Linked DNA regions of Homo sapiens: regions 2 and 3 are each linked to region 1. The links are chromatin loops, found by intact Hi-C in ENCODE. Cell type or tissue: heart left ventricle. All regions are shown on one strand. Links, peaks and the distances in the headings refer to the core of each region. The heading gives the core; the rest is flanking DNA. Region 1 overlaps CACNA1C (calcium voltage-gated channel subunit alpha1 C). Region 2 overlaps CACNA1C (calcium voltage-gated channel subunit alpha1 C). Region 3 overlaps CACNA1C (calcium voltage-gated channel subunit alpha1 C).

The links. A loop is a pair of places that touch in the nucleus more often than their neighbours do. Peaks named below come from ENCODE experiments on the same cell type or tissue, not always from the same donor. Only the 100,000 strongest peaks of a DNase experiment are listed, where the experiment ranks them.
Region 2: it touches region 1 in a loop (1.9-fold over the local background); 1 of 110 quality-filtered maps calls a loop at or near these places.
Region 3: a loop joins it to region 1, with 2.0 times the contacts of the local background. A loop is called at or near these places in 1 of 110 quality-filtered maps.

The regions. Positions count from the first base shown.
Region 1 is chr12:2,233,893-2,244,242 of GRCh38, forward strand. The region is part of intron 3 of CACNA1C (calcium voltage-gated channel subunit alpha1 C); the gene reads left to right. Among named protein-coding and RNA genes, the nearest start is that of CACNA1C-AS4, 16 kb to the left of the region's middle. In heart left ventricle, for the core only: no CTCF peak of the experiment used is centred there; DNase peaks (open chromatin) are centred at 5,587 and 5,850; H3K4me3 peaks cover 575 bases; H3K27ac peaks cover 4,710 bases.
Region 2 is chr12:2,162,413-2,172,762 of GRCh38, forward strand. All of the region lies in intron 3 of CACNA1C (calcium voltage-gated channel subunit alpha1 C), which reads left to right. It overlaps LOC107984131 (a long non-coding RNA gene), which reads left to right. Exons shown (of 2, transcript XR_001749435.2): 2 at 1-6,152. Among named protein-coding and RNA genes, the nearest start is that of CACNA1C-AS4, 56 kb to the right of the region's middle. In heart left ventricle, for the core only: a CTCF peak has its summit at 1,166; a DNase peak (open chromatin) is centred at 1,329; H3K27ac peaks cover 2,741 bases.
Region 3 is chr12:2,142,480-2,152,829 of GRCh38, forward strand. The region is part of intron 3 of CACNA1C (calcium voltage-gated channel subunit alpha1 C); the gene reads left to right. LOC107984131 (a long non-coding RNA gene) reads left to right here. Exons shown (of 2, transcript XR_001749435.2): 2 at 6,355-10,350. Among named protein-coding and RNA genes, the nearest start is that of CACNA1C-AS4, 76 kb to the right of the region's middle. RefSeq lists a silencer at 9,772-9,991. In heart left ventricle, for the core only: no CTCF peak of the experiment used is centred there; no DNase peak of the experiment used is centred there; H3K27ac peaks cover 1,476 bases.

The DNA of each region.
Region 1 (10,350 bases), core at 693-8,692:
AAGTTGGATCTGGGTTCAGCTTCAAGGGGGTCGAAAGTGAGGTCAGTTAAGGTCATTTGGATGGGCATGATCCTTACTCCCAGGTCCACCCTTCCCACTTGATTTAATACAATCTGGCATTATTCCAACACTTCTCCCTTTGGCTGTTTATTAGCATTTCCTTTAACTTTTTGAGCATAAATGGAATAAGAATCACTTTCACGGCCCAGAAAGGTGTCTCCAGCAAGGAGTGTTCTGCTGGACGATGCAGCCTTTTCAAACGAGTCAGTTAGCTGGAAGTGTCCCGTGTCTCCTTTTCTTTTGGAAAAGATGGGAGTGCTGAAAACTCATGCTGAGGCTGGTTCTCTGTTTCTATTGGTTCCTTTCTGGCATGTGTTAAATTATGTCTTTTGTGTTCTGAACAAATATGTGTTCTCAGCATGCAAAATATGCACACAATGGCTGACCGATTGCCTGTTCTTGAGAGGAAGGGAACACTCAAGCTGTGGTGAGTTGATTGCCAGGCACTCTGTGGTCAAAAATGTGAGGGCACCATGGGTCACCTGCATGTGCCTTGAAAAGTAATGTAGGGTCTAGGCACCTGAGCATCTGTTCGTCAGGTGTGCCGAAGATACTGCCAGAGATGGGCTCCTGTATGCAGGCTCCTCAACAGCCTGGAGCGTTCGCCCCAGCTTTGAGCCTGGTGTAGGGCCAGGGGCCAGATTGTGGAAATGAGTCTTTAGTGCCTCCCTCCATTTTTATGTTGGTGTTTTTCACAAAAATTTTCTGTGTGTGTGTGTGTATTTTAATATATGAAATCCGGTTTAGAGAACAGCCTCGTATGTCCCATCCTGCTTGTAATGCAGTGATCTGCCCTTGAGAATTTTAAATTAGCTGACCTACATAGCTTAACTATTTCAATTAAAAGTAACAGGCAGTATAGATTGGCAAGAGGTGGAGGAGAGGGAGGGGAAGATCCCTCCCAGGAGCTTTGGTTCAGACAAAACAATAGAAGTGACGAGCGATTCTGGGAAGAAGGCATGACTGATAGTTGTCATGGAAGCTCTGACACCCTTTCCATGGGTGAGGTTCTCACAAAGGTGGCTTCTGGATATCCGCCTGCTATGAACACATAGCCTTTGTGGGATGGTGCCAAGCAAACTCTCTTCAAGGGAAGGATTCAGGCAGCATTATTCCTTGCTCTTCTGCACATCCGCTCTTCCATTTCCAGTGTCTCTATACGTGGCTCTCTGAGGGCCAGTGTTCTCCCAGCCCCTTCGGCCTGCTCCCGGGGGAATACCTGGAGAGTAAACACTGTCTGTGGTACAGGGGGGCCATTCTTCCTCCCTTTCCATTTCTTCTCTACTGTTCAGAATTCTGATTCCACAGAAATGCCTAATTAACTCAGTTGCTCTGCAATGACAAGCTAACATCTGGAGCTACCAAGTCAGGAAAGCCATTCAGCCGGGGTCCAACACAGATTTTCTCCCCTCTGCACCCAGCTCAGCTGCTGGGCACTGCACCAACCCTGATGTGGCAGGACGAGGATGCCAAGGGCTGGAGCAACCCAAGGCTAATTTTTTTTCACCCAGAAAATCATGGGTTAGATATTTTTAAATTGCTGGCTTATTTTGCAGCATTTTTATTATTTCTGGTAGATGAGGAGATCTTGCCATCACTAGGGGTCCATCTCTCCCACATGCTGCCTTGCAGTGCTTCTCTACGTAGACCATCTCTGGGTGATGCCGGTTTACCCAGGGATGGGATGGGGTGCAGTGTATTACGCTTCAGGTTGTATTTGTGGCCCCCTTGGGAATCAGTTGCAAAGCAGGGCCGTGTCTGATGTGATGGCCAGGACAAAGGTCTGAATGACTAACAAAGAAGCTGTCTCTGGCAGGCAGGTAGGAGCAGTCCGGTGCACCAGAGCTGTGGAATGACTCCCAGGTTCCATTTTTCACTTCCACTTTGCATCCATCCTCCCATCTGCCTGCCCACTGTGTACAGTGCTTACTACATGCCTTACCTAGTCTAAGTGCTTTACATAAATGAATTCATTTGACGTTCACAGGACATCACAGATAGGCATTACCATTGTCCCTGTTTTATAAATGAGAATACTGAATCATTGAAAGGTTAATAATTTTGCTTATGGACATTTGCTTCTGGAGCTGGACCAGGCAGTTTGGCTTCAGAGTCCACTTGGCTCTATCAAAGTCTTGCTATCAATTACATAAGTTCCATTCCATCTCAGCCCGAAGTGTTTTCAGAGCCGGAGACCTCACAGTGTCTCTCAGGACAGTACCTTTCAGGTTTGAATGTGCCCAAGAGCCATCTGGGGATCCTGGTAAAATGCACATCCTGATTCAGCAGGTTCGGGTTGGGGCCTGAGAATCTCAGGTCCAGCAAGCTCCCAGGTAATGTCAGTGTGACTGATTGCTGGTCCACACATTGAGCAGCAGTGCTGTAGTAGACTACTATCATGCCTGTGTACTAATTTCACTGTCAGATTGGAGTTAACTGCATTTGGATAGGGAGCTCTTTCAGCAATAGAATAATACCAGTAAGAATTTTTAATGAGTGATCAACTATAGTAGCAGTTAGTAATCAATTTTTTGTTTAAAAACTAAGTTTCCTAGGACTCTAATGGAAAATGGAAAGGTTATGTCCCCCTTTTTCGTATCTTTGCCAAGGGTCTTTCCTTTGTTGCTGGGTTTAACTTGGCACTTCTAGGCTACTTTAGTCCTAACTTTTCTCAGTTACCATTATATGCAGTTCTCCCAGCCACACCCCAGCAGTGTGCAAGGGATCAGACACAAGGTTGAATCCATCACAAAAGCAGAATCACCATGGCAACTGCATCCTTTGATTCTTGAGTGTGCCCAGCAACCTGAGCAGAGGCGATAGTTGAAGTGAACCAAGTTCTCCTGAGAAATGGAGGGGAGTGGTGCCGGGCCCACACTAGGCTGTGGTATCTTCCTCCCTACAGTGAGGGGCTTCTGTTTACTCTGAAGACTCCAGACACTCAAAATCTCCTCCCCTCCCTCCAGTCCTGCAGTTAGCCTCCAGGGGTTTCTGGTCCTAAACTTCCACCACCATGAGATTACTACAATGCCTTGTGATACTCTTGTTCTTCTGGTTTGAGTTTTGGTAGATAAGCACATCTGAGTCTTGCTGTGTTAATGTGTCTGTATTTTGGTGTATCTGCTTGCTTGTCGTGTGGGGCATATGCCAAGTCCAGTAGTGGATGGGCTGGGGAAGACCAGACCTTATCACATGGTGCCCTTGGGGGGAAATCTTAATTCCAATGTGTGAAACCAGTGAAAGTATGATTTTCTGGGTCAATTTTAAAAATATACGTTCAAGCAAAAAGCAACCTGTTATCTCTTCTCTTTCTGCCTCTGCACACAGCAGCCTCCATTGCCTAGGGTATGATAGTGTGGGTTCACTTTGTCCATCTCATTTGGATGACATCAGCGAAGATGCATTCTGTATCTCTCCACTGAGGCCTGTGACAGGACCTAATGTTTTGTGGAGCTGAGAGAAAATAAACCAAAATGACCCAATGGAATATAAATGCTGATTTCTGTTCCTGTTGTTTGACAGAAAGGAAGTAATGAACTAAGATGCAGTAGCCTGGCCACGTGATGTCTTGACAGGCAGCTTTCAGATTTGGAGATGCTTCAGAGTGTTGTATTGAGTCTCTGGGAAGACCCTAAGCACTCAATTCCTAGTGGTCAATGGTTGGCCTGTTTTGAGACATAACCAGTTGGAAGGAAGGATGGGCCTTTCTGCTCCCTATGATGTTGCCTTAAAAAGACATTTCCTGGGAAGAACTGGGCAGATGGTGGCTTTAATCTCACTAGCCTTGTTCTTCATTTTTATATCCAAGCTTCAAAAAACCAGCATTAGCCAACAGCACTGTTTTTACTGCTAAGCAAAACTTCAGGAAAGAGCATCCTTCGATAGAACATTAATTAACAAATGTGCCGTCAGTCCAAATGAAGACCTGTGCTGCTCCCTCTGCCCTCCCTAGCTCCACCTTTATTTACGTACCCAAAACATTTCCAGTGGTATCAAGGCGACAATGATAGGTTTTAGTATTGAAGACCTAACATTAATAAATGCAGTTTTGATTGCTGTTCCTATCTGTATGTTCTTTAAGGAGGTTTGTTTAAAAGCCAAACAATCCCACGGGTGGCAGAGACTCTTTGTTCTAGCCTTCGTCGTCAAAACAGACAGAATCAGGTTTGGGAGCAAGGCTTCTACACAGGAGCCTGGAAAACTATTATGCAGAAGAAGCATTTTTTGTTCCCCTGAGTAACCAATATAGTTAGTAGGCATGATATGTGTATAAACTGGGATGTATCTCCTGTGATGGAGTGACGAGGTAACTAGGTGACTTTGGCATGACCTTCCCACGGAAATAACGGTGCTGGACCATATATAGACAAAGATAAGCTTTCACTTAATATAGAAAGAACTGAAGTGTGGCCAAAAACTGTCTCCTCACCCTTGCCTTCAATGTGATTTCTGAGCTGCAGACTCGGAAGTTTCTCACATTCCTTGAGATAGTGGTGAACAGTAAAAGGTTTGGGAATTGGGGAACTGCTATAGGAACTCCACCAAAATCATGTTGAATCTTACAGAGAAATGGGATGAGTCTGTCAGTCTGACTTTCTTGTGAATGAGAATGGTCAGGTAGCTCTGACAGGCCTCAAAGAAATAGGCTTTGGAACTGACCTACCAAGTGCCCTCTGAGAAGAGGACTAGCCATTCTCTGGGAGCAGAGGGAACCTGGATGATGTGGTTCTTTGTCCAAGGAGAGTGTCCTGGAAAGGTGTTCCCCATCTAGGTATTTTCTCTGAGAAGCAGAGGATGAGGGCTGAACTTGCAGGAAGCCGAGAGGAGGAAGTAAAGTCAGGAGAAAATCTGCCTGGTTAAGGCTGAAATTTGGGGACTCATGATCCAGAGAGGTTCTGTAATGCCTAACCCTGGTTTTGGAGGCCAGGGATTTTCATTTTGACTGGCTTCACTCCTTGGCTTATTAAATGTCTTTGACTGAGTGGCTAAACCACCCTAAGCCTTAGTTTCCTTACCTGTAAAGTGGGAATAACACTTGTTTCAGAAGGTGGTTAAGAGGATTACATGACATAACACATATGAACCATTTAGCTAGCGTCATGCCTGTCACATGGTAGCTCGTGAAATTTTAGCAGCTATTTTTACTCCTAGTTTTACTACAATAACCTGACTGGGAAAGCGTCCGTGGGCAGGGCAAAAGGGAGGAGCCGTGAAGATAATCAGGAGGTCAGCGTTAGAGTGGGTACCAAAACAGCCAGAGAACTGTTTGGGAGAAGTTGCCTCCAGAGCACTCCGGTTTGGTCCCCTCCATCAGGGCCCACTGGTCATCGGGTACCGTGTCAGTCACCTGAATGACGGTGAGGGCTGGGCCAATACCAGCTCTCCCAGGCGGTGAGGCTTTCCTTCCACACACACAGGCTTCATCTCGTAAGGCTCTTGGTGGGAGACACAGCTGGGGCACTGCTGGAGGAAGGGTCAGCTGCACAGACCTCGCGGCCCTCTGCCCAGTCCCTGACGTCAAAAGGGCCGTTCATTCCCAGGGCTGCTCTCTCCACCCAGCTGCTGGGTCTCAGCTCTTTTCCTGGGAAGCCCGGCGCTTCCCGGGTAGGAGATTCTATCCCGACAGTCTGTTCTAGCTCCCTTCCCTGTTTGTGACTGTCCCTCTTCCCTCCCACTCGCCTCCCACGCTGTCCCCCACCCCTGCCTGGTTTCCAATTTTAGCGGTGTTACCAGGGCAGGTTTTCAGGAAGCCTGCTCCAGTGGCTCTCTCCTGGGCCATTTCCACAGAGGCTGTGTGCCCGGCTACCATTCCCTAAGGCTCAGCCATTGCGCCCATCTGTTCCCCGGGCTGCAGCCAGCGAGCATCTGCGGGGGGCGGTGAAGGCTGAGGATGCCCAGACAAGGGGCAGGGAGGGCTGGCCCACGTGATGGCCAGGGGAGTGGGATGCCCAAGGGAAATGTCATAAAGGGTCCACTGGTTGGGAAAAAATGGAAAATGGAAATAAGGTTAAAATTGAAATGTTTTTAAAAAGTGATTTGTGAAGACTTAAACAAATTTCTTTCAAACTGCTTTATTACTCATAGAAATTGTATCAATCAACAGTGATCGCTAAATTGCTGGATCAGTCAGAAAATATTGTTGCTGCTGAAGAATCAATGCTAATTGGATCATTAGGGCATTATTACATGAAACACAAATAGCTCAGGATGGTCGCTCTTTGCTTGGCTTGATCTGTAGTCTTCAGAGAAGCAGAGAAACCTCGATTGTTTCCTGCTCAGCTGACATGCAGTTTCCCCTCCCTTGCTCCCCTTCTTGCTGGAGTTAAAGGTGGATGCTGGTTGCAGACATTTCCCCCTATTTAGAAAAACAAAGACGTACCATGGTCCTTGAAATCAGTGATATTGAACAGTCCTAAAAAGTAGAGAGGTTAAAAAGGGATTTGGATTGCATTTTAGCAATCTTCTGTTGGGGTCTGTGATGTGTGAAGACACATCTGCACCTTTACTGAGGCAGGTAGAATCCAACAAAAGCCACTGATAGGGCTCCAGGCATGGGGCAGGGCCTGCACTGAGGGTTATGGTGACAGCGGCCTGAGCCACAAGCTGGCTGGAAGGACTCCTGGAGGGGTGAGACATTTCATAAGATCTGGGAGGCCAGCGTCAGCGTTGGGCACACCATCCCCCAGAGTGCCTGATATTGGTGACCTTGCTGCATGGCGGATGCTAATGGGTATTGACTGAAGGGACAAGGTGCCTTCTCCACCCATGCTTGGTCATTAGCACATGGTTAGGTGGGCACGCGTGGCCTCCTCTTCCACCTCTCTTTTGGCCATTTTCCTTGCCCTCTCCCCCACCCCCTGACCTCTGGCAGCCCAGAGCTCCCCTCAGCAGTGCTCACCCAACTCCCTCAGGGCCTGAATTTCCAGGGTGAGAGTCCCCTCTCTACACCGTCTCAGTGGGTGCTTCTGCCAGGGTGGGATCTCGCCAGGGATTATGCTTGCATCTTAACAGGAATTTACTGGGGATGGAAGTATTAACCCAAATGGAGTTACCACAGAGGGGATTTCACATGTTTCTCAAATAATGCCAGAGTGAGCCAAGGTTTACATAACCAGTACGAGGTGAGGGGGGTGGGAAGAGGGCAAGCATTTCCTTGCGAGGCTCCTGGCAGCTTTATTTCTGACTTGCGAGTGGTTCAAGAAGCCTCCATCCTCCCACGCATGGAGAAGACCAGCATTGACTGCAGCCCCGCTATGTCCCCGCGCTGGCCTGGCTGTGTATTGTCACATAGATGATGTCATGGCAGCCTTAGAGAAATTCTCTGAGGCAAATCATATTGTCCCCATTTTTAAAGATGAGAAACCAGAAGCCAAGGATCCTGTAATTTGCCCAAGGTCACGTGAAAGAGCTGGAGTTCAAGTCATCCCAATTCCAGATCTTTTTATCATGCCATGTTTTTTATGCCTCCCCCCTTGTCCCAGAGTGTGGCAAGCAGAGGAGAGCACGCGTGTGGGATGGGATCAATTGCAAAACGTGTGCAGCCTGGCCAAGCAGGTGGGGGAGTGGCAGGACCAGCTATGTGTATTCTCATGCTCAAGTTCCTCTGGGTCTTCCGAAGACAGATGGGGCAGGTAGTTCCAGCTGCTTTGTGCCTTCACCAGCTGAGCACTGGCAGGTGGGGCATTTTTAACCTCACGCCTTGACTATCCCCTCTCCCTGTCACAGTCAGCTCTGCCTATTGTCCTCCGTGGCTCAGAAGCAGCTATCCTTAATCATTCATGGGGGAATTTTGTGGAAAGATCCCTCCCAATGTGGCTGCATCTGCCATAAAGTGGAGATTTTTTGTTATGTTTGATCCCCTGCTGTATTCCCAGAGAACTCAGTGTGCCTGGCACGCAGTGGGTCCGCAGTAAATTTTTGAATGAATGAGTTCGCAAGGCGTTTCTCCTGGTTCTTGCCCATCAGAATTTCCATTTCTCCTGCTCCCTGGGCTGGCACTACCATGCATGGTGCCCTTGTCCCTGCCATCGCCATCATCATTCAAGCTCCCTGCTCCATCTTGCAGCCTCATTTCTTAGCTGTAAAGTCTTCCCAGTCCTCCATTGTCCTTGTGCCCTCTGCATAGCCCCTCCTCCCAGTCAGGCCGCATCCTCCGACCTGGCCTCCCACCTCCACGCTCAGTTTTCCCAGCCATACTTTGCTCTTGCTACATTCCTGCCACCCTATCTCCTGGGAGTCTCTTTGTCCTTCAGGTCAGACAATGCAAACTTAAATCTTGCTGAAATAAGCAAGAAAGGTACACAGGTGCAGGAGGAGTCTTCACTTTCCCGCAGAAACATACTCACTTCCATTGCTACACAGAGACAGCAATGCAAGGATAATGAAAACTAGCTACTGACACTTGGCCTCCGTGCTGGAGGAACAATGGGGGACCAGGGTAACTGTGATGAACTGAAATGACAGGTGTTTCCTAAAGGTGGCGGCCACAGCAGACGGTCATCACTGAGGAAGTCTGTGCCCGCTGTTATGAGCTCTTCTGACTTTTCAAGGCAAAAATTTGGATTTTGTATGAAACCTACTGTTTCTTAAATGATGACTCAAAAAAATTTATTCTTAATCAACTATGTCAGTGGCCTGTTGGCCTCTACTTCAGGGAGTCTTCCTAGATTATTGAGGCCCAACCGGATTCTTTACTTCCTACCTGCTCCTAGTTAGTGAAGCATCGTCATGGAGAGGACAGACCTCTGGCCAAAGAACCTAAAGACTTGGGCCCTGGTCCCGGGTCTGCTTCCAGCCTCAGTTTCCTTGTTTGTAAATGAGAGCAATAATATTTGGCTTGTCCAATAATCTACCATGGTACAGCTGTGTGGCTTGTAGTTTCAAAGTGCTTTCATATGCGTGATTTCATTTGATCCTCAAAAGAACCCTGTGTGGTTAGCAGGGGCAAGTGTGGTTATTCTTAATTTAAGAGGAAAGAACTGAGGGTCTGAGAGGTGAAGTGACTTACCCACGATCATAGGGTTTATAATTGGTAGAGCTGGCTGTGTCATTTGGGTCTTTTATCTGCTGTGTGGTTTGGTGTTTTGTTTGAACTTTTGGATAGAATGAGATCTGTCTTTGTAAGCTGTTAAGTGCTATGTGGGTGCATAAGAAGGAGTAAGGAGCTTACTTATATGGGTTATTACTAATAAGTGTATGCCCTCCATTTCCTCATAGTGTGGCACTCATCCATACACCATGGTAATTGAGCTCTGACGATTTGATATGTCATGATCTTACCTCTCTAACCAGGTTGTGTGTGAGTACCTGGAAGCAGGGATGAAGTCTAGTGCAGAGAGGCCCATAGAATCATTTGGTAAGTAATTGCTGATGAATTGAATCATAGGAAAGTGGAGATGCCACCTGAGAGAGAACCATAACTTGAAACCAAAGCTGGGCTGTGCCTGAGGTTAGTCAGGGGCCTGGTGGCTCATAGTCCTAAACCCTCAGCTCATGGTCTGCTGGTAGCCACTGATCAAACATGCATGATAGCACGTGTGACTGCTGCCATCAGTGCGATCACCATCCAAGAAGACCACATGGGGGGATGATGAGAAGGTATGAAATGACATAGTGGAAATGGCATTTTGGAGTCAGATCTGGGTTTGACTAATCCCTGGCTGTGGGGCAACTTAACTCTGTTGAGCCTTAGTTTCTTTACCTATATAATGGGATAATAGTAGCTACCTCATGAGTCTGTCCCTGGAACAGGCCAGGTGCTCAAGTGCAATGTGTAGTCCAGTTATAAATTGCTTTGTTAGAGCAGTACTCACAAGGGCACTGTTTATCTGGTTTTGCCAATGCTGGGCACTGAATTCCTCGCTGCAATTGTCAGATGAGGTTCAGTCAATACAAATATTCCTTTATAACAGTACTGGTAGGAGCCTTTTAACTTGAGGTTTTATTAAGATAATAAAGACAACTGGAGAATGACTAGGTGCACATAAGGGAAATGGTGCTGTTTTCAATTAAACTTCAGGCCAACTATGTACAACTATGGATATAGAACTGAGTTATGATGTGGAATTCCAGTTTCTCTCCACTGAGGACCTGGGTGAACTGTTACCAGAGAGAAGCATCTCTGGAGAGCTCCCTTAAGCATCCTGCCCACTCTGTGGGGCCATCCCCTGCTGCTCTTGGCTCAGATTCATCTATCTGTTTCAGGGCCTTTGCCCTCCTGAGTCTGTAGTTAGCCACTTGCTCCAAGAGTCTTTCAGCTACAGCCTTCATTAATTTCATTGTGAAGGGGCC
Region 2 (10,350 bases), core at 1,119-9,118, 71 kb before region 1:
CAAGAGAAAGTTGGGGGAAATAGCAAGCAAAGTTCAGAGGGCAGTGGTCCATTTTTTCTTATCAGCCACAAAACAAAAAATAAATAAAAGAAGGAGGAGGCCGTGTCTTTGAGGCACAGTAAGCCTGCCCACTGAATGTCCCTGAGAGTAACTAGTTATAATAGCTACTCCTTCTACAGGGAGACCTAGAGACGGGGCAGAGAGAGGAAAGGACGTGCCCCCGTGAATAGCAGAGGGGTGAACAGTAGGCCTGGGGGAGAAATTGCCTTCCTGACAAGAAGAGTTGGAGATGATGAATACAAAACCCCTGGGACACTGCCTGGCCCATAGTGATGTTACCATCAGTAGTGGCTTTGCCGTTTCCAGATTGACATCCATGCCCTAAACAGAGAACTTTGCTGAGATGAAATTTCCTTGTTGGTATACTTTTGTGAACCACTCCATTGAGAACCAGCACAAAGCCATTGCCTTCTTGAACGTCTTCATTAAAACTAGAATAATCTCTGCCCCTCATTTGCCCATGCACATGGAAAACCCACGGATATGCCTTCCCTGATGGAAAATATGACCACTGACTGGAGTTCGAGACCAGCCTGACCAATATGGAGAAACCCCATCTCTACTAAAAATACAAAATTAGCCAGGCGTGGTGGTGCATGCTTGTAATTCCAGCTACTTGGGAGGCTGAGGCAGGAGAATCACTTGAACCCAGGAGGCAGGGGCTACCGTGAGCCGAGCCGAGATCACGCCATTGCACTCTAGTCTGGGCAACAAGAGTGAAATTCCATCTCAAAAAAAAAAAAAAAAAAGTGACCACTGAAATGTGTATAATGCTTTAAAATTGACAGTGCATTTTCTCATCCATCATTTGAGCCTCACAACAGCCTTGTGACGTAGGCAGTATTCGTATTCTCACTTCAAAGATAAGGAAGCGGATGCTGGAATGGCTTGGGCACCAGGCCAGGTTCATACAGTAAGTAAATGGCCAAGGCAGGGTGTAATCTTTGGACTCCACACCCAGCGCTCCTTTTTTTTTTCTGTCATCTGTGATGCTTCTTCCACCCTGCTATTGATAGCCTAGGAACAAGATGTGTGACTTTTCTTACCACCCCCTGGTGGGTACATCCTGGGTACACTTTTCTGTTTTCTAGTGGGGGTAAGGAAAATGGCTTTCAGTGGTGAAGGTTCACAGAAAGAATGGGATCCAGAAGCGTCTTCCAGCATGGTCCAGGTGCCAGAAGACTTTGGCAGGCGAGTTGACCATGGCTGAGTCAGGCCCTCCTCCCCCGCTCCCTGGATTTTGGATCGATTTTGCAGCGGCTCTGGCGGCTGCATGTGTTTCCCTTGGCCTCTGAGGCATTCCAGTGATGATGATGGCTCGGCGGGGTCACGGCCCTGTACAAAGCAAGGGCTATTTGTGGCTGATCTAAAACATAACTGGAGCCACCTGCATCCGAGGCTGGCTTCTCGGGCTCTGGGTCCCATAACCCAGCTGGAGTAAAAAGTTCACGTTCCCGTGTGGAGTAGATACCAAAAGTGACGTCTCTTTCTTTCTTTAGGTTTGGCTGCGTAATTGGAAAACCAAGCTGCCCGCCACCTTGCCGTGGCTTCTTCTATCCCTAGGGCCTGGAGTGGGCTTCCTCCCTCCCCTCCTCTATCTAAACCCTCCTTGCTGCAAGACCCTGCTCCTTTCACGGAGTCTCCATTCCCAGAATGTATGTGACCTCATTGTTTGTCATCCATGTTGGGGCTTTTAAGAATATCCCCTTGCACCATTTTATGACTGCTTCATGGACAATAATCCTGACTGTGTTCTTTGGGGCCAGACACTGGGTCTGCTTTCCTTCCTCTCTCACAGTGCCTGGCTGTGCTGGGTACACATGAAGGCTGACGGTTCACTGAATGAGGCATTGTGGAGGGCGTAGAAAACATGGAGACCTGGGAACCCAGAGACCAGGTTTTGTTGCCAGGGCAAATCCCTTTGCCTCTCTGGGTTGCTCAGTCCATATCTGTAAAATGAGAGTTGAACTGGATGATCTTTAAGGTCCATTTCAAATTCAAAGTTCTGGAACTAATTGTAGACTAAGCCGAAGAGATGCTCATTGCCTTTACCTGTCTCTCTCTGCTCCCCATATTGCAGCCTGGTAAGCTGTTGTGGCTTATCACCCGCACCTCTGATTTGCCTGAATGTAACTTAAAAACTTGTCTTCATAATATCAGGAAGGTCACAAAAGAGAATGAGGGAGTGTTGAGTAGTGTTTAGAAGCAGAGACTGGGGAATCAGACAAACTTGGGTTTCAGTCTTAGCCCTACCACTTAATAGTTGTGTGGCCTTGAGCAAGTCACCTTGTTAAGTACCACTTTCTTTTCAGAAACATGGAGTTAATGCCAGTCTCACAAGGCAATGGAGGAATATGTGAGATAATACAGGTATGGCGCACACACAGTGTCAGAGCTCACTCAATGGTGGCAGTCATCGTCATTGAAGTGGGGAGGGGAAAGAAGCAGAGGGGTGTGTTTTCTAGTCCTTTGGTGAGCATTTTCTGACTTGTAAACTATTGGTTGCATTTTAAGACAGTGCCTTTATCATTTTCATAAGCAGTGTAATGATTTGAGGAAAACCATTTTAGTTCTAATAAGAACACTAGCAGTACTAATTGTGCACATGATAGCATTTTAATAGAGTTCCATAATTTATGGAATTGGGAAGACTTACAAAAACATGGGTTGACTCTCTAGAGTCTTAGGTTTCTGGTGAGTGATTCAAACAGGCTGCTCTTGCTTCCTGCCAGTGCAAATAAATCAATTGTAAACCTGCACTTTTAAACAAAATTGTGAAAAAGGAAACAAATCCAGTGATAAGAAACTATTTTAACAAGACACTTCATTCTTGAGGTGATTTGCTAAGGAGAGATTTTCCAGATTGTCCCTGAACTACCAAAAGCAACAGACACACTGTGGTACTTGCTTCTCTTTTTCTAGCTGCTCTGGGTTTAAGTAACTGAAGCCTTCTCAAGTATTAAATTTGGAGGGTGGCTCAGTGATCTAAGCAATGAAGACCCAAGAAAGACTTTGGGTCTGAATCAAAGTTTTCCAACTGCCTTGCTTTGAGTGCTTGGAAAGTCACTTCCTAACCTTGGATACCTCAATCTTACCAACTAAAAGAGTGGTAGATGGCGGGATGAACATCGCCCAGCTTTAGACAGTGAAACCTGGATGAACTTAACCTGGCTTAAGATGATCCCTTTCTGTTTAAGTGGAAAATGCATGGTGAGTGAACATTACCTTTCAAGCAACTTCTGGACAGAGTCCATATGTGTGTGTGTGTGTATGTGTGTGTATTAGCCTGAAGTTCAAGTACTTGCAAAGGTTTCTAGCACACAGTGTGCAGTAGGTGAGCTAGACTTAGTTAGACTTAGGACTTCCAGATCTCCCATGTCTTGACAATTGTGTTTAACTGAGTTTTAACATTGACTCTCAGAGTCAGAAAGAATTCCAGAAGATAAAGGAAAACCAGAAAGCCAAACTTTAATAAATACTCAGAGAGCAAAAAGAAATAATGGAAATGGCATACGTGCAGAGGGCACGTAGTTAGTGAAGAAATAGCTTTTGATGAAACAGGACAGGGTGAAACTTCAAAGACTTGTCTTTTATCCATTAATCCCATTAGTGCTCCAGCGATTTCTCAAAGATTGATTATCTCTGGGGAAATGTGTTACATCAGCCCTCAGCTTTCCAGTCCCATTAGACCCAGCAAACATTCTGTGCTGCTGGGATGATGGGCTTCTGTGCCATGTTTACCCATATTCCTCCAGCTTGGCCCCCTCCTCACCAGCTCCAGTCAGGAACAGAGAGAGGCCTCTACCATCAGTAGTCATTCTTTGGGATTATCACTCACACCCCTTTGGAAGGGAAGAGAAACATAAAGATAATGGGCAAGCAGCATGTGCTCAGGTTAACTTTACATTGGCTGATCAATTCTTCATATAGCCTTGGGCGTTTATTAGGACTTTCATGGTGGATAGACACACTGTCCCCATTCAAAGTGCCTCTAAATTAGAAGTGAGATACCTAAGGAGTGTCAGCAATGAGGAACAATGGGCTTCTCTTGAAGTCTTGCTCTCTGTCTAGTATGGTGGGCAAAGGAATTTATCGGTTACTAATTTTATAAATAACCTTCTCACAGTCTCTGTTTTGTCATATGTAAAATGGCAGCAATGTAATGTATCCCTCATAGCGTTGTTAGGAGGACTAAATGGGTTAGTATTTGTTAAATGCTTGGCATTGTGCCTGCCTCACACCATACAGGCACTCAATAAAAGTTAGCTGAAATTATGTTAACTAGTCTAAGCAGAGGATTAGTAGGCACGTTGGAACTGATGCTAAGAAGGAATAAGACTCACCTTGGGAAAAGTGGGGATCAGGGAGAAGACTAGGCAGCAGGCTTCTGAGTGTGGGAGTGTGCAGGATGTGAGCACATCTCTGCAGTGCCTGCGCCCTCCTTGCCACAGAAATAACCTACACCAGACGTAGTAACAGAAAAAGAACCCAAGCATTTTCAAGACAATGTGAGCAAGGTAGAAAAGGGCGACCCATGAGTCAACAATACTCAAGCTTTTATCAGTCTCAGTTTCTTCATTCTTTGTTTCATTCATTCAACCCACGTTTATCATCAAACCTGTGCTGTTGATTGATGTTATAGATAAAAATGAACCACTCCCTACTCTCAAGAAAGCAGAAGAAGGAAGCAGGTAAGTAACTAGACAATTATATAACAAGTTCCTGAGTGATCAGGAGGAATGAAGTGCCCTGGGAAGGCTTCTGGGAGGAGTTGATTCCTAAGATTAGATGAGTGAGAGTTATCTAGTGAGGGGAAAGGCATGGATGACAGAGCATTGTGTGTGACAAATCCTTGTCTGCTAATTCTCACATTTAACTCATCTCAGAGTCAGTCTCCATTGATTGCCTATTAAGTATGGGCCATATTTTTATGTCTAGTAATTTTGGATTATATTCTAGACATTGTTGATGGTCTAGTGTAGAGACTATGGATTCTATTATGTTTCTCTGGAGAGTGTTGACTTTTTATTTTAGCAGGCATTTAATTTGACTGAACTCAAACACCAAACTATCTCCTCCATGGGGGGCAGAAGCTGAAATCTCTGATCAGTTCTATTAATTTTAGATGGGTTGCTTGGAATCTGCCCCATGCATGTATAGCTCAGGAGTCAGCCACAGATTTGGATGGAGTTTATATGCAGAATTTGGAGCATCCCTTCTGAGGCTTTCTCCTTTTGGGGATTTCTGCTTCCATTTTCCAGCTGCCCCAACCATTTGCTCCTTCCATTTTCCAGCTGCCCTTCTGATCCTGCAGATTTCTATCTAGTTTCTAATCACTCTATATACTACAGATTGGGTTCTGCTCTCAAGCAAAAAACTGTGAAACCCAGAAACTCATCCAATGCTCCCTTCTCCCAGGTTCTGCCTGCTTTGAGTTGCTCTCTAGTGCATGCAAATAGGTATTTTTAATTTTTTGCTAAGTAATAGTTATGTTCAGATGATAGGTCCAATATACACTACTCTGAGATATTGGAAGCAAAACTCCCACAATGGATATTTCAAGAACTGCAAGTAGGTCAGTTTGTGTGTGGGGGGGAGTGTTTGTGTACATGTGTGCATGCGTGTGTTACAGGGGCATGGAAATATGCACAGCTTAAAGAAAGGCAGAGGTCAGATCATCAAAAGCCTTCTGGGTTATATTAAGGAATTTGAACTAGATCCTGAAGGCTGTGATGGAGAGCTTTAATCTTAAGAGTAAAATGATCACAACTGTTCTTAGAAACATTGCTGGGCATCTGTATGAAGGATGAATCAAAAGAGGTAGAAAGATAGGGGATTGATGGGGAAACAGAATTCAGTTTTTGTCCTCTGGAAGATGAGGGGTTGAACTAGATGATCATTAATGTCTCTTATGGCTCTAGTATTCCGATCTTCCCATTAATGACTTTACTTGGTCCTACTGTAGCCAGGAGTTCCCACAAGGCTGTTTTTTGCAGAGCACTATACACAGCCCTTGAAGCCCAGGCTTTAAAAAATGCCATTTAGTGATATTTTATGGCTTGTGAATAGATTAAGGTAATGGAGGCACAAAACAACACAAATGAATGCACCACGGGTGGGTAACAGCCTTTGAATTTCTCCAGCTCTCCCTTCAGACCTCCTGTATCACAACAGGTATTTGGTCATTTTATGTGATCTTAAATGGCCTACTATTAACCTGACTTTGATTTTTTTTCAGTCCTCAGAGAGGTGGAGGTGGGCCTAGCAAGAACCCAATGCTAGGGATTCATTGCAAAGTGTACCCAAATTGGGAAGGGTGAGAAGCTATTCTATGATGGTCTTATGAGAACCTCAGGAGATGCTGGTGGTGGTGTGATGGGCATGTTGGTTTCATCCTTTCCTGTTTCTGAACCAATAGGAAAATGAGGCTTCCTGAGCCTCAGGATGCCCTACCCTTTCTAAGGCTTCCTGGAGAGCAAAGAGTTCCTGCTCTGCCCTGGTGTGAGTCAGAGACTGTGATGACACACTGAACAGCAACACCTGTCCTTGCTGGGGAGGGGATCCAAAGTCCAGCCGCTCGCCTTCAGCATGACACATTTTTCTGTGCTTTGCCTCGTTAAGAGCTCAGGTCCTTTAGTGCTTGAAAGTAGCTGAGTGCACCACCTCTGTAAATCGATCCCGCACTCAGTTCGTGAAACATCAGGTTTTAGGAATTGGAGAGGCAGCAATATAATTTTTGTGTGCTGTTGCTTGAGTGAACTGTAAACCAAGGCTTTCTACCCAGGATTGCACGGCTTTTTACTTTGATGAATGTCATTTTACTCAGAGCTGACTAAATGATATTGTCTTATATGGCTCTCAAATTTTTCTCTGATCTGTTCCCAATCTGAAACGTGTGAGTACATCACTTCAGATATTTGCTAGGCATCTGAGCTTGGCCTGAGGATATTCACCAGCATGATTGAGAAAACATGCTTGTCCTCAGGAAGGCCCAAGTCTAAGCACCTGCTCATGCCCCTTCCTTGGCTGTGTGGCTTTTCTACGCTGCAAACCAAGCTTGTAGACATGGTGTACCTTTCCATAACAGGTCTCTCTCTTCTGTCATGTTGTGGTCACTGAATTGGATTTGGCAGAAATACCAGAAAGTGGAACATGTGGTCGCAGCATGTGACCTTCAAGTCAGGTCACGGCTGGCATTTGCCAGCCTCTGTTTGTTGGTTCTGGTGGAATCAGGCCTATGTGTGGACTCTGCTCCTACTATTTGAGGGCATTGTGAGGCCTTTTCTGAGTGTGTCTCCTGCCTCCTTGACTCCGGGCCTGAAGTTTCTGCCATTGATGTAACTCATATGTGTTACAGCATTGCCTCCAGAATTCTCCTATTTGTGAAGGCCTATTCTGTTAGAACAGGTTGATTGAGGAGCACATTACCTACTTCTGGTGCTCCATCTGGGGACTGTGGACAGCAGAAGAGTGGGGTGAGGTGAGCTTGAGGGGTTGAGGGAGAGTGACACAGAAGAGCAGGGCTGGCTCCCCTGAAACAGGAGGCTCCCCTGTCAGTTGTGGCAGGCTCTCTGCCTGGTTTTTTCCACTCCTTTATCCCCAGCACTTAACCTCATGTTTGGCTCATAGTAGATGCTTAGGAGATGAAAGCCTCATGTCCAACCATGGCCAACAGTTAAATCTGTGAATCTCAGGCTTGATTTCAGCTTGGCCAGGTCTGAGTCATTAAAGGACGCTTTGCATTTTTGGATAGTGGAACTTTTGCCATCTTATTCTTTTTCCATGGTGTCATGGCTTTGGCATGATCAGGGTTATGAAAAAAGGGGGATAAGCCCTCTACTCTGCTTTACCTGCCGTGACTGAGATCAGACACTGGTTTTTAGAGGGAAATGTCCATTTTAGAGCAAGAGAGAGAAGACCTTAAGCATGACCTAAAGAAAAGAGAGAGGCCAGGCTGTCCCACCACTTCATGCTTGGTTGACTGAGCCAAGTTTGACTGCAAGACTGGGTCTTGGCCCAGGATGGAGAATATTCACTAATGAGGCAATTGACTTCAAGAAGATCAAAATAATTAGTCAGTTTTCACTGCTATAGTGAGTCACCCTTGTGAAGACATTATGTTCCAACTGAAGAGTGAGGGAGTTGAGGTGGAAGTCTCCTGGCTCCTGCTCCCTGGGGAGTGCAGAGTGTGTCTAGAAGCCTGGGCTGGTAGGCCATGGAGTGGGGACCTGAGCTGTTTCCTTCTGCCTGTGCTTTTTCTCTTTCCTCTCCCACGTTCACTGGGAAGCAAGGAAGTTGAGGACACGTTACCTCAGTACGTACCACAATACGCATTAGAGGTCTGCTTCCTAGGCCCGTAGATTCTAGGGAGGGCACTCCAGGCCTGCAGGGGCCCTGAGGCAGGGGTTGGTGGGCATGAGAATGGGACCCACCCCTGCTGCTTGGGAGGGTATGTGTTGCCCTTGGAGGCAGGGAGAAGGGCTGGTCTGTCCCTGTGCTTGGGCACTCCCATCTGCACAGTGCCCTGTGGCAGGGAGAGATGGCCTCAGAGCCTGTGGTTCCTTTACCGTGGATGGCTTTTCACGTGTGGGGCTGGATTGCTGAGAACATCTTTTACCTGGCGGATCCCTGAATAGGTGAGGTGGACTCGGGTCTGGAAAGTTAATTTACATCTTTTCTGAAGGCCAGGGAAGGGCAGGGGCAGCCTGACCTGTCAGGGCGATACAGTCTGTAGCTGTTTGGCCAGAGTGAGAGGAGTGTCTGATGGAACAGGACTTGCCTTGGAACTGAGCAAACTGGCCCCGTAGAGATTAAGCCTTGGACCTTTGTTCGCCTGAGTCCCCCACCCCAGCCAGCTCACAGATAGGAGGCTGGAGAAGGGAGTGGGGTGGATCACACGCCATCCCCACATGCTCTCTGTGGGCCTGTTCTCTCCACGTGCGAGGAGGGATGAGCATTCTGCAGGGAGTCCGTCAAGATGAGTCCATGGTGGAAAAGCTCACAGACGGGGAGGTGGGGACTCCACAGGGTTCCGCCATTTCCTGGGAAGGGAACCTTAGGAATGTCACTTAAACTCTTTGAGCCTTCTTTCTCTTCTTTCCTCCCTCCCTTCTTCGTTTTCTCCCTCTCTTCCTTTTCCCCACAAATATTTTCTGAGTGCCCATCAGGAGTTGTAAATGCTGGAAATGCAGTGAAGAATAGCATAGACAAGGCTGGTGCTATGGCAGGAAGAGAGGGAAAAATGAAGCAAACAGCTAAGTCAGTCAGACTTTCAAATACGGGTAAGTGCTTTCAAGAAACTAGGATAACAGGTGGAGAGGGGCATGCGACTATCTCAGATAGCAGAGGAGAGGAAGGCCTCCCCGAGGGAATTCCACTTGGGCTGTGACCCTGTGATAAAGAGCCACTCATGATAGGTCTGGGAGGACGGCCACTATGCACAGAGGCAGCAGCACATGCCATGGCCCTGAGGAGGGAAGACCAGTATGCAGATGACCACAGGGCCCTATGGGAGGACAGAGACCAGTCTCTGAACCGAGCTGTGGGAGAGCGTGAATGCAGGGTTGTTCCTGCTTTGGACCGTGGACAATAAATAAACTCCTATTGTGCCTAGAAACCGCCTCAGTGTTGGGGTGTGTTTGCTGCAGCAGCTAGTGCCACCCTAACGACTGCAGTCTAATCATTGTGTGTGGCAGTACACACAGGACCTGAAGCAACCAGGAGCTTGAGCGCAGGGAAGTAAAGCTCATTATCACCTCAGCAACAGGGGCCCTGGGAGAACCAAAGGCCTGCTCCTCTCTGCCGCTGGCTGTTTCTGCTAGTCTGAGCCAGAGGCTCTATCCTGCTGTAATGTCAGTTTAAAAGGCAGCCTTTCCAGACTCTTGTCACATCACCAGGAGCTCTTGGTCCTCTAATTAAGTAGTAATGTGCTTGTCCAATAAGTGCCATATGGTTGCAATGAATCAAACCCAAATTATCTTAGCTCTAAAAATTAATATTACTAATTATGATAATCTCACAATTTTATGTCTGCTTTTCTTCTGAAGAGCTCAAAATGCAAGTATTAAAATAATATGTCCAAATATCCTACATTAGGAAGAAAGGAGGACCCACGGAGAAGTTGGGAAGATGGCATCCAACGTTAAGATAAGGCTCCCGTCTTTCTCTTGTCTTTATCTCTGACTTCATAAAGATAGCTAGTCTTTCCTGGCAATAAGCCAGAATAGTGATAGGATTAGGGAAACGGGATTATCTTAACGTCACAGAAAGGAGATGAGGCACAAATAAGGG
Region 3 (10,350 bases), core at 705-8,704, 91 kb before region 1:
ACTGTGCTATACTTTTAACTGTTATTTTAGAGTATACTCCTACTTATTAAAACAAACGTTAACTGTAAAACAGCCTCAGGCACGTCCTTCAGGAGGTAGCCATAAGAAGGCATTGTCATCTTAGGACATGCAGCTGTGTATTATTTTCCCCGAAGACCTTCCAGTGGCACAAGATGTGGAAGACAGTGATATGGATGATCCTGACCAAGGATCCTGATCCTTGATATCGACGATCCTGGCCTAGGCTAATGTGGACATTTGTGTGTTAGTTTTTAACAAAAACCTTGAAAGTTAAGAAAATGTTACAAATAGAAAAAAGCTTATAGAATATGGATAAAAGAAAAGTATTTTTGTACAGCTATACAGTGTGTTTGTGTTTTAAGCTAAGTGTTATTACAAAAGAGTCAAAAAGTTAAAAAAAATTAAAAGGTTTGTAAAGTAGAAAAGTTACAGTAAGCTGAGGTTAATTTTTAATTGAATAAAGAAAATCTTTAAATTTTTTTTTTTGTTTTTTGAGACGGAGTCTCTCTCTGTTGCCCAGGCTGGAGTGCAATGGTGCTATCTTGGCTCACTGCTACCTCCGCCTCCCAGGTTCAAGCAATTCTTCTGCCTCAGCCTCTCGAGTAGCTGAGATTACAGGTGCCTGCCACCATGCCCGGCTAAGTTTTGTATTTTTAGTAGAGACGGGGTTTCACCATGTTGGCCAGGCTGGTCTCGAACTCAGGTGATCCACCCGCTTTGGCCTCCCAAAGTGCTGGGATTCCAGGTGTGAGCCACCGCACCTGGCCTAGAAAATCTTTAAAATAAATGTAGTGTAGCCTAAGTGCACAATGTTTGTAAAGTCGACAGTAGTGTCCTGTAATGTCCTAGGCCCTCAAATTCACTCACCACTCACTCACTGACTCACACAGAGCAACTTTCAGTCCTGCAAGCTCCGTTCATGGTAAGTGCCCTATACAGGTGCACCATTTTTTGTCTTTTATAGATTATTTTTTATGTACCTTATCTATGTTTAGACATGTTTAGATACACAAATACTTACCATTGTGCGACAGTTGCTACAGTGTTCAGTACAGTCTCAGGCACGGTCAGAGGCCTGGGAGCACTAGGCTGTATGTAGCATACAGTCTGCGTGTGTCGTAGGCTGTGCCATCCAGGTTTGTGTAAGTGCACTTTCTGATGTTCACACAACAACAAAATCACCTAACGACTTATTTCTCAGAATGTATCCCTGTCATCAGGAGATACAAGACTATAATTAGGGGTAAACTTTAAAGGACTTTGTTGAGAAGACCATTCATGTGGGGCTTCCTGGATTTGGTTGGGTTGTGGTACCTCCTCTAGTGATGCAGAGCCTTCCTATGATTTTTCTCCCTGCCCCACCCCAATGCCCACCCTTTCGATTTGCTATTTCCTCTCTCCACCTCACCCCAACACCCAGTGCTATTTACATGCTATCTATATGATGTAAGTTGTGTCTTTACTTTTCAGCTGCCTGACTGTGAATTTATAATCACTGGTATTGGTAACAGTAGGCTAGTTAGTTGGTCCAGTCAAACAAAGATGAACTGATCCCTGCTCTGTTGCTTGTGGTCAGCACCACGTGGGCACACAGGAGGACTAATCATTCCTGTGTAAACGCTGAGAAAACAACTAAGACACATGGAAAAATTAGGAGCTATCTGCAGGATTCTGACTGTAATGTGATTATTAGAAAGCCAATAAGGCAGTGGTTAGCATGAATTGGAGTGGTAGAAAAGGATTTCTTGGAAGAAGCCGGGCTTGAGTGCCATCTTGAAGGGTGTAGAAGAATTGTCTGGACCAATGGTAGGAGTGCTGGGATTCCAGGTAAGGAAAAGAAGAGACACCATTCCATGTGAAAGATATCATTTTGACATATAAACACAGAATTTCCAAAGTTCAGTCTAAGATCATTCTTAGGGTGGTCTGTTTTCATTCATTCAACAATTACCTATCGAGCACCTATCATGTATGAGACACAGCAGTGCTTAAAACACACACAGTTCCTGCCTTCATAGGGCATCCTTCTATCTAAGGGAGACAGGTATTCAGTATCTATTTACATAATTATTTATTCATTTATAACTCACCTCTAAAATGTTTAGGTTTGGGGTGTGACTATATTTGTTTTAAGTTAATATTTTACGCGTGCTACTGAAAAAACAAAACCCAAACTAATGATCACTGTATTTCATGGAAGCGGGGGCTGTCTCATGAAGATGACATTTGTCTTAAATTATGATTGAAAAAAATGTTTTAGGGTAGATTGTTTGTAGAGTTTTTCATCCTGCTAAAGTGATCCCTAAATCATAAAACTTGAGACTTGCTGAATGAAAGGGATAAAAGAGTGAGGAGGACCTACAAATCTTCATGGGGAGTAGATTGTGTCTGTTTGAAGTAAAGCCACACCTGTCATGAGGGACCAGGAGAGGCTTCTAGGAGGAAAGAGAACATACCAGGGAAAGAACTGAGCAAACTTTCAACCCTCTGCAGTATTAGAGGTGGACAGGAGGGCAGCACTATATTGGAGAGATTGTTAAACTGAAAACTCAATTAGCATGCACAAAAAGTATATGTGTTTAAGGCTGTTTTAACTGTTGGTGAGATGCTGAGCTGCTAAGGGCTGCCTGCTGTCATTACCTATTAGCAAGACTTTAAATTCTGACTTGCTGAAGTACGTATTTCCCCCTGTAGCTAGCCATTTCTAGTAAAGCTTGTTTATTTTTATTTTTGTAAAAAAAATGGTTATAGTTAATTTATCCTTTTGGAATTGGAAGAGCTTCCTGCCTGAATAACTTTTTTTTCTTTTCATTTTCTCCAGTGTAGAATTGCTGGTTTTGGCCTTTTGGAGCTAAGTAATAAAACTCTTTGTTTATTCTGCTGGGTCTTTGCTTGTGTTAGAGCTGTTTTATCTCAAACATTTGTAATTCTATAAATTGAAATCAGCTTTTCTTACACTTGTGGATTCCTTTAGATTTGAAATCTATTCTTGGTTACGTTTATAGCTTCAACACGCCTCTCATTGTAGGTTTATACATGTGTTTGCTTGCTCATTTATTTTGTCATCATTTGCTCATTTTATTACCAGTTATTGAGTGCCTACTGTGTACCAGGCACTGGGCAAGGGGCATTCTGTGAGAGAGGGTATGGTACCTGCGGGCTTAAGTAGTCCGTGGGCTTGTGAGGAAAACGCTAGATTAAATCTTGATTACTGTAAATGTCAAGTATGGCCAAGTGTGGGATTTCGTGGCAGGAGTGAGCTTTCCTGGAATTTGTCTTTCTTGCCTCAATTTGCCTGATAGTCATTTCATGCTAGGGATGTTTTAAAGTCTCTGGGGAGGCCCTGCAGTGTAGAGGAAAATGCTGATCCACACCAGAAATGCGAACCTGGCTCTCTGCCCTTGGGCAAGTCACTTAACCCTCCTGAGCCTCAGTTTCCATCTGTCACTTAGAGCTGATTATACCTACTTAACACCCAGGCTTTTTGTGAGGGGCATTATCTCATTAGAGATAATGTTTTTAAAAGCTCTTTGTAAATTGTGTAGCATTCAAATGGAAGTTATTGTTATTTTTATTATTGAGTGCCTTCTAATTCAACACTGGGATAGTAACAAAAGAAGAGAGGGGTTATTATCACCCCTCTTCCCTGTCACGTTTAGATTGGGGCAAGGAAAGGTTCTCACCCTCGAGGAATTTATGATCAGACTGGGGAGACAAGAACCAGTTTGAGAAGCAGGTAATGGTAGTTGAGAGAAGGGATAGAGGGCTCAAGAATCTCTCCGCGCCTTTCTGGCTCCAAAATTCTACAGTAGGAGTCAGGAAAGGCTTCACTTGTGAAGTGGCACTTGAGTGAGGCCGTCATCAGCATAGGAATCAGAATCATCTTTGTGTGCTCATCATAGTAAAATAAATATTGATTGAGTAGCAGTATGTGGCAAGGGACTCACAAATACATTTTGGTTGAGGAGTCAGGTTACTTGGATAAAAAATGATAATGAATGGTACAAAATTCCCTCCACTGGCGCCACAGGAGGGGCAGCCCCGGGCCTGAGGTCTTTGGGAAAGGTGTGGGGAGGCGGTGGGCACAGGCCTAGGGAAGGGCAGGATTTAGACGAAAGCAGAGCCATTGGAAAGGCATATTCTGTGTTTCCACTATTGACAGCCTCAATTATTGGTTTTCCCATTCAGCTTTCTGCTCTCAGTACCCCATTCTGTTTACCTGCTGGTGGGCAGAGCGTCACACAACCAAACTCGCGTAGCCTTCTTCACCCTTTCCCCTCTTTTCTGCAGAATGGGTTTGTTATGACTTGACTGTGATTTTTCAGGCCTTTAATCATCCAAGGTGAATGTCTAAGGGTGGACCCAAGCAGGGCTGGACCCAAGCAGGGCTGAGTTAACTGGACCCAAGCAGGGCTGAGTTAGGGGAAGCAGGGAAGAGAGGGGAAGGACAGCCTGAGCCCTTCCAGACACAGGCAAAGGAGAGAGGACAGACATATCCTCCCTGAGAGCTCTCCAACCCCCCCAATTATCAAAGCAAATCAATGTCACTCTAAGTCATATCTCCATACTAGCTCTATCCTTTCTCCTGTCCCTATCTCTAGGTCTATAAATTCAGGGCTTAAGGGATTTCTAGGGAAATTACAGCAAACGAATCACTGAGAGAGGGGGGGAACCTCCAAAATGTTGTGAGTTGCTTGTTTAATGTTTCAGGAGCTTCAAAGAAATTGAGCAATTTAGATTAAATTTCAAGAAGTGGGGCTGACTAGAGAGAGAGGAAAGTTAGAAACAGCGTGCTATAGAGGTTGATGGTGGGAATAAACTCTGCTGTTTCAGCCAGGCCAGGCTTCCTTCCAGTGTGCTTCTGTATGATGTTAATAAATGGGAAAGTGATTGACAACTTCCTTAGGCAACTTTGGGGAGTGAAATGCCAAATTTGGGCAAAGCAGACCTCTAGCTTTATTGGTATTGGGGCTTTGCCAGAATTATCTGCTATTAAATACTTCCAGGGACCTGTTGCCTCTTTGTGACAAATGTTAGATAATTTCCATTAACTGCATTATTGATGGAGAAAGCAGAAAGGTGAGAGAGTGGAGAGAGTAAAGATTGAATGAGTGTCAGAACTAACTGGAGGAAGAGGGAAGATAAAGATGTGAAGAAGTATATATCTGAGGATAAAATGTAAAATGAAATTAATGAAAATACGATGGTCAGATTGGAAGGAGAGAAAATGCAAATTACAGAGTGAAAGAAGACTTCTTTCTACTCTCAAATGTTTTGGGGGGATTTTGGGGGGGCAAATAGGCAGTAGGTTTTCACACCTTTTGAAAAACCCACCTCTTCACACTTGAGTTTTCATGTTCTTGGTTCATAATCCTAGGATTACCATTGTCAGTTGTGCAGAATCCCATTGGAAAGCAATATGCCATCAGTACATCTGGTAACAGGAGGATGCTAGGAATGGGAATACAGAATATTTATGCAACTTCTAGGCTTCTAAAAATTGTATGTTTACATGCATATATACACATACATGCACACTTATATAAAACCTGTCAAATTTTTCAAAAATTTTTGAAAGGATTAGCATTATAAAGTCATAAGGAATCTCTGAAGGGACTTTAGAGTAGAGAAAGATGTGAGAAAAAGCCTAAATATATCACTCTGCAGCAAACCAATCATCCACACAACCACAGAAATCTCTGATAAATCTCTTATGAACTAAACTCCCTGTTGCCCGATGGTTCTTTTTGGAAACTTTGTCTCTGTCTTTCGTATTGAAATATCGCACTGAAAAGACCTGCCATGGAGATGTTGATCCCACTTATGGGCAAGAGGGCGTCTGAACTTGTCTTCCAGCCATGGCTCAAAGATTGCAGATGGAAATCCCTGCTGCTCACATTTGTATATTTGATCAAACTCTTTTCATGGCCAGACCAGGCTCCAGGGGTTCTGGGTCACATCTTCCCTCTAGCTGCCATTTACTTTGATCATACTAGTAATGATTACCATCTACAGCATGTATTATGTGCCAGGAACTTTGAATTTGTCATCTTTTTGGTTTTCTTGGGACAGGGTCTCACTCTGTCTCCCAGGCTGGAGGGCAGTGGCATGATCTCGGCTCACTGCAACCTCTGCCTCCTGGGCTCAAGCGATCTTCCCACCTCAGCCTCCTGAGTATCTGGGACTACAAGGCATGTGACACTACACCCGGCGAGTTTTTGTAATTTTTTGTAGAAACAGGGTCTTGCTGTCCTAAGCTGGTCTCAAACTCCCGGGCTCAAGCTGTCCTCCTGCCTCGACCTCCAAAGTACCCTCCCTCCCTGCGGTCTGGAGGAGTTGCCTTGGGACCTGTGCTTCCTTGGCTCTATGCACTACCAGACGCAGTCCAGTGGGCAGCCTGGCGGGTGGCCCTGGGACTCATTGCTTTGCAGCCTGTCTGGACCATCCCTAACAGTTTATTTTTTTGACTTTTCCAGTGGAGAGTCCACAGAGAATATGACTTTTCCTTGGGTCATCTGTAAAGACTTGGCAAGGGATGTCTTGCATCTGGGAAGATGTGGTCTTGGGGGTCACCTAAGCAGCAGAGGAAACCTTGCAAGATGACATTTGGGGCTAATGTGGAATTAACTAATAGACTGATGAGTTTGCTTGATCTGAGAACTCACAAAGGATGTTGAGGAAGAAAGGGCAGCTATGACCTATCTTGGGGTTTTGCATTTTGTTCTTGTGACCCTGTGGAAATGCTCAGATGAGTGCACATGTTCAGACTCATGCCAGGCCAGTGTGAAGAATCAAGCTGAGTATGCATCCTTCCGAGGCTCAAAGCCAAGAGAAAGAAAGAGAGGCCTGGTGAAATATCATAGGAAATGTCACGGTCTTTTCTGGACTCTCTTAAAAAGCCCAAGACCCATTTAATATTTCGATTGCAAGACATATCTCTACTGGATGGTGTTTTGGAAAGCTGGAGTTTAGGAAAATCCTGGCTGTAGGAATGCTCTACTGCTGTGAACATTCCCGCTTTAGGAATGCTCATAGCAGTAGAGAGTGGGCTACTGACTTTTCTGGTTTTCAACAGTATCTTATTTTTCCTGAACATTTATTAACTGTCTGCCCTATCAGAGAACTTCTCAGATTGGGACTTCCCTTGAGTAAGAGACAATGACCTGAAATGCAGGGCGAGAGAAATTTCTTTCAGTTTTAGGCGGAAGGTGGGACCCAAATTTAAGAGAGCCAACCCCAAGTAAGGAAGATCAGCTCTCACTGGGAGCTGTGTAGGACCCAGGGGGGAGCACACCCCAGGAAAGGGCTGCCGGTGGATCCGGAGGCCTGACCTGGGGCCCAGGCTGAAGTAGAACATCAGCACCTCTAGTAGCCCAGCAATTTGGATAGCAGGCAGAGTTTAAAGGACCAAACTGGAATTATGAGTCAAGACTGGGCAGGAAGCAGGAAGCAAGGATGAGGAGCCAGGTTATGATAACTAGTGATGCATGGGGTGTCCAGGCCCAGAGGCACTAAAAGGGGGTCAAGGACCCAGCATGGAGACTGGGTAACAGAGAGCCATGCTGTGCTCATGGAATCTGGGCAGCAAGAGTAGCAGCTCCCAGAGGGGCTGGCTGGCAACCTTTTGTATCAGCTTAGGAACTTTTCATGTTGGTCAGGAGCAGAGACGCAGTTCCAGTTTTGGCTGGCCTGGAGCTTGCAGGATAAGCCCGTGTCTGGCTGCACTGTAAAAATAACACGGAGAATAGGATGGGTCTTGTCCTTGGTCTCTAGAGCAGCCACTACATGGAAGAAAGAGGTAGAAGGCAGGTGTCTATCAAGTGACATCACAGAACTCAAGAGGAGTGAATGTCACCTCCATTCCCCAGTCTCCCAACATTCCCTGGGGAACAGGGCAGAGGGAAGACAGAGTAGGGGAATTCCAGGATAAGCTTCATGCACCCAGAATGTGGAATGCTCACCAAAGAAGAACAAGAGCCGTGTTCACATCATGATATTCCGCCCTCTTAATTCCCAAACAGGGCTCCCAGGCTACAGAGCAGCTTTGATAACAGCAGTGCACTCCCTCTCCTCTAGAAAGTTAGGTGGCTTTAAAATAGGTAAGGCTAATTTCATTCCTTCTGTGAGTTCTGATGAAAGGGGCATTTGGCGAAAAACACGTGTGGGTTGGCATGCAATGAATACTTATTTACATGGGTGTTTTGAAGACAATGACACAGAATCAAAATTTAACCCACAAGTTTAGGTTTTCAGTTTCCTTCTGCTTCTCTCCTTTGAGAGGTAGAGATGGAGAAACTGTCTCTACCGCTCTTATTTTCTCACTCTGATAACAATCTTTTCCATTAGTAGAGTGCTATATAAGGTACAGTGCACTTGGGAAATGCCTCTTGGGAAGGTGACATGTAAAAATGGTGGTCAACGCCACTTCTGGGCAGGTGCCAAGGCCTGTAGCAGCCTGTGTCTTTGGGTCCTGCATGCTTTCCTTTGTGTTGGCTGGTTCCTCTGGCTGAGTTCACTGTTGGTCTGTCTGTGGCAATTACGGAGAAGCATGACAGTCACAGCTTCCCTGAGTTCTACTGAACTCATGAACTTTGTTCATAACAGACTCTACAAGTGGTACAGGATTCCTATGGCCACAACTCAACTCAACTCCGTAGAAATCAATGTTTATGGATCATTGGAGCTAAAAGAAAACTTGCAGATCAGATCATCTCATCCAATTCCCTGACTTTACAGAATGAGGAAACTGAGGCACAGTAAGATTTTTTTTTTTATTTTTTGCCCAGGTCTGAATAAAATTGAAGGCACCCTTACCATAGCCAGGATTCTTTGTATATACCACTGGCTGACCAGTGGTAGCTGAAAAAAAAAAAAAAAGGGATTTGAGATGGTAGGAGGGGTGTCTGACTGAGGAGCCATTTTTATAGGTTTTTATAGACATTTGCATTGGTTTGGAGTAGCAGAACCAGAAATAGTCTTTCCCTTTTCAGGAGCAACTCTGCACAGAAGACTCACTGGCTTTGGACTCTGTCCCTATCACATACATTTCAGTAGCCAGGCCAAGGCATCTGGCTGGGAGGCTGGGTACGTCTCAGAGAATAAGCGCTTGTCATAGAATGGGTCGTGAAGCTGGGCAGAGAGCCAGGTTTGCAGAAATGGCTTTGTATTGATGAAGAAGGGAGATTTTTACCTTGTCTTGGCCTCCATCATGAAGAGAGTGTTACAAAAAAGTACAGATGACAGCAGGCCACTCTCGGAGACACACACGAAGCTTGTCTTCCTCCATCCCAAATACATAGGTCAGTGGACCCTCAGGAATCCATTCTGATGCACGGGTGGATGAGCCAAGGGCTGGGCAGAGGCCATTTCAATAGCTTAATGCTTGCCAGGTATATCTGAGCTAGTGCTGCCCCAGGGACAGAGTATCCTCTGGGAGATCTGAACCAAGCGAGGGTGTGGCAGCCGGTGGATGACTTACAGTCAGCCTATCTGGGCAGATTTTAAACCCTGGCGTTTTTAGTGCCTTGACTAGTGTGAGAAACTTGAAACTCAGTCTCATTGCTATTTGTGGTAATGGTCATTTAGTTTCAGGAAAACATCGATGGTGCCCTTCCCTAGATAGCTGCGTTGCAATGGACCACATTATGGCATGCACATTAATGTAGGGATTGTTCATACAAAAGAGGGCAAAGATGCCACTTGTGACAGAAATGACTGTTACCCAGTGTCTGTTCTCTACCTCTTTCATAGGGATAGAATTTTCAGCTGGGCACATGACTGCTTAGAATGAAGAACTACAGTTCTCATCCTCCCTTGTGGCTAAGTGAGGTTTTGTGACTAAGTTCTAGATAGTAGGATGTCAGCAGAGGTGATGCGTGTGACTTCCGGTGTGTGCCCTTGAAGGCAAAGTCATGCCTGCCCTTTCCCTTTCTCCCTCTGCAGGCGTGTTGCCGTCATGGTGAGGAGCCATTTCATATCATGCAGACTAAAAGACCCTTTCCAGGTGCTGGAGCAACCATTCAGAAGGCGGTGATGGCTGGGGGAGGGCTTCCATGGGAGAGAGGAAGTAAATGTCTCTCATGGGGAATCCCTGTTGTTTTGGTCTCTGTCAACCATGGTTCAATTCATAACTTAAGTTATACCCTACTTATTGGGAACTTTGATTTTGGAAGGCAAAGAAATTTAAAAATTAAGAAATAAAAATAAAACAACAGATAGCACTTGGATAAGTTGGCCAAGTTCAAGTAACACAAAAAAGTCAGGACATGGAACCAGGAGGTGGAAGTGCCTTGTTTCTCCTCCTCCTCTTTCCGTTTCCCATGTCACCCA